2 separate regions of the Homo sapiens genome follow, and region 2 is linked to region 1. Evidence: read pairs that join two places in POLR2A ChIA-PET (ENCODE). Cell type or tissue: GM12878. All regions are shown on one strand. Links, peaks and the distances in the headings refer to the core of each region. The heading gives the core; the rest is flanking DNA.

What was found. Peaks named below come from ENCODE experiments on the same cell type or tissue, not always from the same donor. Only the 100,000 strongest peaks of a DNase experiment are listed, where the experiment ranks them.
Region 2: POLR2A ChIA-PET joins it to region 1 with 5 read pairs; 4 of 35 experiments call an interaction of 5 or more read pairs at or near these places.

The regions. Positions count from the first base shown.
Region 1 is chr12:128,913,816-128,916,628 of GRCh38, forward strand. It overlaps GLT1D1 (glycosyltransferase 1 domain containing 1), which reads left to right. Exons shown (of 12, transcript NM_001366886.1): 6 at 1,118-1,174. Among named protein-coding and RNA genes, the nearest start is that of GLT1D1, 62 kb to the left of the region's middle. RefSeq lists an enhancer at 2,681-2,800. In GM12878, for the core only: no CTCF peak of the experiment used is centred there; a DNase peak (open chromatin) is centred at 1,296.
Region 2 is chr12:128,965,551-128,968,363 of GRCh38, forward strand. The region is part of intron 11 of GLT1D1 (glycosyltransferase 1 domain containing 1); the gene reads left to right. Among named protein-coding and RNA genes, the nearest start is that of GLT1D1, 110 kb to the left of the region's middle. In GM12878, for the core only: no CTCF peak of the experiment used is centred there; no DNase peak of the experiment used is centred there.

The sequences.
Region 1 (2,813 bases), core at 61-2,560:
CTCCACCCTGCGCATTTTGAAGTGCGTTTAACCTCTTTGAACATCAGTGTCCAGCTGGATAAACTGGAGGAAGCAGTCTGCTCAGTGGGCCTTTAAGGGTTACAGTGGAGTATGGAAAGCGCCTACATGCAGTCGGAGCCCAGGGCTGGCTTGAAATGGGCGCTTGTTAAATAGCCGCTGTCAGTATGATTCAGTGTGAATAACGATTATGCAGGTGGATTTTGGAGGTGGTTAGATGACTTGATTTACTTACATTTTATAAAATTTCAAAATGTTTCTGTTACCAAGATAACGTGTTAGACGTTGCCTCTGAATTTCTAAATTGTAAAATAGTCATTTTTTTTTTCAGCAAAAATTAAATGTAACTTCTCTCTCTGAAGAAGTAATAGCCAACAGACCATCAGGCATGAGTTGGTGAGGGTTGAGAGTGGGAATTTTACAGGGAGGTATAATTTTCACATGGGGCTTAGCTGACAGTGTTTTTGAAACCTGTTACTTCCTGGCATTTTTAAGGAACTCAAGGTTTGTCTAACCCCTAACCCCGTTTGGGCCTGTCATGGATCCTGGGGCTGAAAGGGGTGCGTCTTTTCTCATGTGGAATCCATGGGCTCTTTTTAACCCTCCTGTGCTGAAGGATTCATGGGACTTCAGTGACACACTCAGAGCATCGAGCGGCTTTATAAAAACCAGGTGCTACTGTTATTTAAACTTCAACACAAGTGGGCCGTGTGTGGTGGCTTACACCTGTAATCCCAGCACTTTGGGAGGCTGAGGCGGGAGGATCACTTGAAGTCAGGAGTTCGAGACCAGCCTGGCCAACATGGTGAAACCCTGTCTCTACTAAAAATACAAAAATTAGCCGGGTGTGGCAGCGGGCGCCTATACTCCCAGCTACTCGGGAGGCTGAGGCAGGAGAATCGCTTCAAACCGGGAAGAGGAGGTTGCAGTGAGCAGAGATCGTGGCACTGCACTGCAGCCTGGGTGACAGAGCGAGACTCTGTCTCAAAATAATAAGAATAATAGTAATAATAATAATAAGCCTCAACACAAAATAACTCATTGTATTTCAGCAGTCGCTTCAAAGTGAACTTGCCCTTTTTTTGTTTCTTTGACCCAGGAATTGCAACAACACCAAACGCCGCTTTTAACTGGAATACCTTTCTTCAACGCTCTGGTGAGACATGAGATCTTCTTAGAGGATTTTGATGAAGTGCATCTTGTCAGTTACTTTCAGGAGCTTGTGACGTTCATGCGGTTTTGAAAAAGTGGTTGTCAGAGAGAACAAGGTTCATTTCCCTCTGTCTGCGGCTTCATGAGTAGTTTTATCCTTTTGAGGAACAGCAGGGCTAGAAAGCCAGAGAGACAGGGGCTCTGGCCCTTTCTGATGCTGTTTTTAGCACCTGCTTTCCAAATTTTCAGTATCATTTCCTGTGACATTTGTTCTTTATAAGAATAACAACCTCATGTGTTCATTTTATTTTACTTTACTAATTATACACGTAGTTAAATTACCATTGTAGAAAAATGAGAAAATATCAGAATATGCAACACATTTTTTTTTTTTTTTGAGATGGAGTCTCGTTCTGTTGCCCAGGCTGGAGTGCAGTGGTGTGATCTAGACTCACTGCAGCCTCTACCTCCCGGGTTCAAGTGATTCTCCTGCCTCAGCCTCCTAAGTAGCTGGTACTACATGCATGCGCCACCATGCCTGGCTAATTTTTGTATTTTTAATGGAGACGGGGTTTTGCCGTATTGGCCAGGCTGGTCTCGAACTCCTGATCAGGTGATCCACCCACCTCAGCCTCCCAAAGTGCTGGGAATCCAGGCATGAGCCACTGGGCCTGGCCAAAAAATGCAACAAAAATTTTAATCACTTGAAATTTCATCACCAAAAAGAAACTGCTATTAATGTTTGATGTGATCTTTCTCAACAATTTACATGTAAATAATGATGTTTAAAAGACAAAGTCAAGCTTCACTTACTACTCTAACCTGCCTTCTTTGCTCATTATGTCAGTAGAATAGAGTGAACTCATCCTTTTTTTAAAATAATTCTATAGTTTGTATGCAGTGAAATGCAGAGATCTCAAGTGTAAAATTAGGCAAATGTTTGACAAATGTATATACCCATGTGACAAATACCCCAATCAAGATAGATAACATTTCCACCACTCAAGAAAGTTCTCTCATGCCCTCTTCCATATTTAATTTCTGTCTCTTTATAGGCGATTCCTAGTCTAATTTTTCTTATCTTAGATTAGTTTTACCTGTTCTTGAACTTCATCTAAGTGGAGTCATGCATTGAATAATTTTTTGTATCTGGCTTTCTTTGTTCAACTAATGTGTTTGAGATTTATCCCTATTGTGTGTATCTGTAGACCTTTTTTCTTAGTATTCTATTTTGGAATGGTGTATTTCATTCCATATATCACAAATTGTTTATCTCTTCTTCTATTGATGAACTTTTAGCTTGTTTTCCATTTTTAACCGTTACAAATACATTTACTATGAATATCCTTGTGCAAGGTTTTTTGGTGACCTATGTTTTCACTTCTCTTGGATAAATGCCTCTAAGTCAAATAGCTTGACTATATGATTAACATTATAAAAAATATCCAAACAGTTCTCCAAGGTGTGCCATCTTACACTTCCACAGAAGCTGACAAGAGCTTCAGTTACTCCACATTCTTGCCCACCGGTGGAGTAGACAGTCTTTTCAATTTTAGTTGTTCTAGGGAGATAATGAAATGGTGTCTCATTGTCATTCTTCTAAGTTTCATTTCCCTGATGATTAATTTTGTTCAGCACCTTTT
Region 2 (2,813 bases), core at 146-2,645, 52 kb after region 1:
TGGCTATTTGTTATGCAGCAATAGAAAACTAGTCCCAGAGGCTGGGCATGGTGGCTCACACCTGTAATCCTAGCACTTTGGAAGGCTAAGGCAAGCAGATTGCTTGAGCTCAGGAGTTCAAGACCATCCTGGGCAACATGGCAAAGTCTTGTCTCTGCTTAAAAAAAAAAAAAAAAAAAAAAAAAGAAAAAGTAAAAAGCCAGATGTGGTGGCTCATGCCTGTAGTCCCAGCTACTGGGGAGGCTGAGGCGGGAGGACCGCTTTAGCCTGGGTGATGGAAGTTGCCGTGAGCTGAGATCTTGCCACTGCACTCCACCCTGGATAACAGCAAGACCCTGTCTCAAAAATAAAGAAAAAGAGAACTAGCTCCAGGAAGAAGGCAAGGGAAGAGTTTCCAGTGATGCCAATGCAGCTGGCTGCAGAGGAGGAAAGAATGTGTTCACAGTGGCAGAGATGGGACCTCCAAAAAGAGGACTGTTTCAGGTAATTAATGCATCACATTTGAGATGATGGAAGATCATTCAAGGGGATTCATAGGGTCTTACTGGAGAAAACCTTACGTTTCTCTTTCCCCCTGCAACCACTGCATCTTTCTGTATTCAATGAGCGGCTGGGAGTAGGAGTCCCTGGTGCAATTGGAGAGAAGGAGACAGCAGAATGCTCCTGGGAGCCAGGGCTGAGCTGAGAGGGCGTGCATACCAGCCAGCATCCCTGCCTGAAATGCCCCAGGGGTGGCTGGCTGCACTTGGAAGAAAGTCCAAACTTTTTCTGATGGCCACCAAGCTGTCCCTGAGCTAACCACTGCCTACCACTCTGCCTTTGCTGCTCTGCGGCCACGTGGGCATCTCTGCTCCTCCCTCACAGGTAACTTGAGTCCCCAGCCTCTTTTCACCACCCTTCCCTATCTTATTTCATTCCTGGCATGTGTCACGGTGCCACACTGCTTGCTCCCCACACCCTCCTCCCCAACCTCCTCAGACTGTTAGATCCAGGAGAGCAGTTTCTCCAACTGTAAAATGGGGAAGTGAGGCCTCATCTGGGGGGTTTTGTGCTCTTCTGCACGCAGCCCCAGCACTTGGGCAGCACCTGGCACTAAATGTGTGTTGACAGGTGAATGGTGAGCACAGGGTCCCGGGGTGGGGGTGGCAGCTGTTGGCACAAAGATAATGGGAATCTGGAGGGAAGTTTGCTTTAGGGAGCTTATGAGGACAGCCTACTGAACTGAATAAAAAGCCATTTTTAATTTTTTTTTAAAAAATGACGATTAAACATATTCAGCCCTGGTAGGAACAGAATAATCTCTATTTCTATATACCTCACCCCTGGAAAACTTCAATTTAAGCAAAGCTTTCCAAACCTACTAAAGATTGATTTTTTCTTTACCGCCACAATCCTGTTATTTCTCCTTTTAAGAAGTAGAAAAGGGTTGAGCTATTTTCCTAGGTATTTTATTGCTCTGTTTTATAGCTTCGAAATTAAAATCCATTTGACATTTAATAGAAGCTGTGAATCTATACACTGTCCCAGGGTCAGACTTTTAAAGTGTAGCTCAAACCTATTTTGCTTGGAGGTTCTGTTTGTATGGTGCACAGCTATAGAAAAACATAAGTTCTGGAATAATGACATTGACCAGAGCTAGCATTTATCCAGAATGGGCTGGGCTCTGGCCATAGTGTTCTATGTGACTTGCATTTTCACTAAAGATAGCTTATTTTTCTTCAAACGCTAATGGCTTTAATAGTCAGTCAACGGTTTAATGTTTGGGAAATGTGAGGCCCGGTAGAAAACATCAGCCTCCAAACTTTCATTCAGGCAGGGCTGCGCTGAGATCTCAAGTTTTGCTCTTGGAAGCTGAGTGATCCTGGACACCTCTCCTGCCCTCTGCTCGATGCTTCTTCGGGAGAGTGGAGATCATGACCTCTCTTTGGGGAATAGCTGAGGGAGGGCACATGCACTATTGCCTCTCCCTTCCCCTGGAAAAAAACCTGCCAATACTCAACCGCGTTCACAGCTTGCAGCGCTGTGCACTAGGGGAAGCCGTGGAATATGGAAAGCACTTATGTTTAAGTGCTGGGATCAGCCCACAGCAGGATTCCCACCCGGTGCAGAGCACTGAGAACCCAGGGAGAAATTCCCGTCTCACTCTTACTTCGAGTTACGTTCTACTTACGGATTTGGGGAGGCCACTGGCCAACATTATGTAACATATTACTTCTCTCTTATGTTTTAAAAGTGTTTTAACGTAACATCTATAATTCTTGGAAGTTCAACGCATCCAGGATGTGTAAGCACCAGCCCGTGCACAGCACACAGTAGGTCCTCAGCATGAAATCCGAGATGCAGATCCTGCTGCGTTGATTGGATTTCCAGTTAAGCCCAGAGGAAACTCGGGACAAAGCATGTGTGAACTACATTGGAGGTTAATGCAAAACTTATGTGGATTTTGTTTTGCTTTGTTTTTTTTGAGACAGAGTCTCGCTCTGTCGCCCAGGCTGGAGTGCAGTGGCGCAAACTCAGCTCACTGCAAGCTCCGCCTCCCGGTTCACATCATTCTCCTGCCTCAGCCTCCCGAGTAGCTAGGACTGCAGGCGCCTGCCACCACACCTGGCTAATTTTTTGTATTTTCAGTAGAGATGGGGTTTCACAGTGTTAGCCAAGATGGTCTCCATCTCCTGACCTCGTGATCCGCCTGCCTCGGCCTCCCAAAGTGCTGGGATTACAGGCGTGAGCCACTGCGCCCGGTCACTTATGTGGATTTCCAAGTAGTGTGACCTGGTGGCTTATTGTACGATACTGGGAAGCATTTGAGAGTG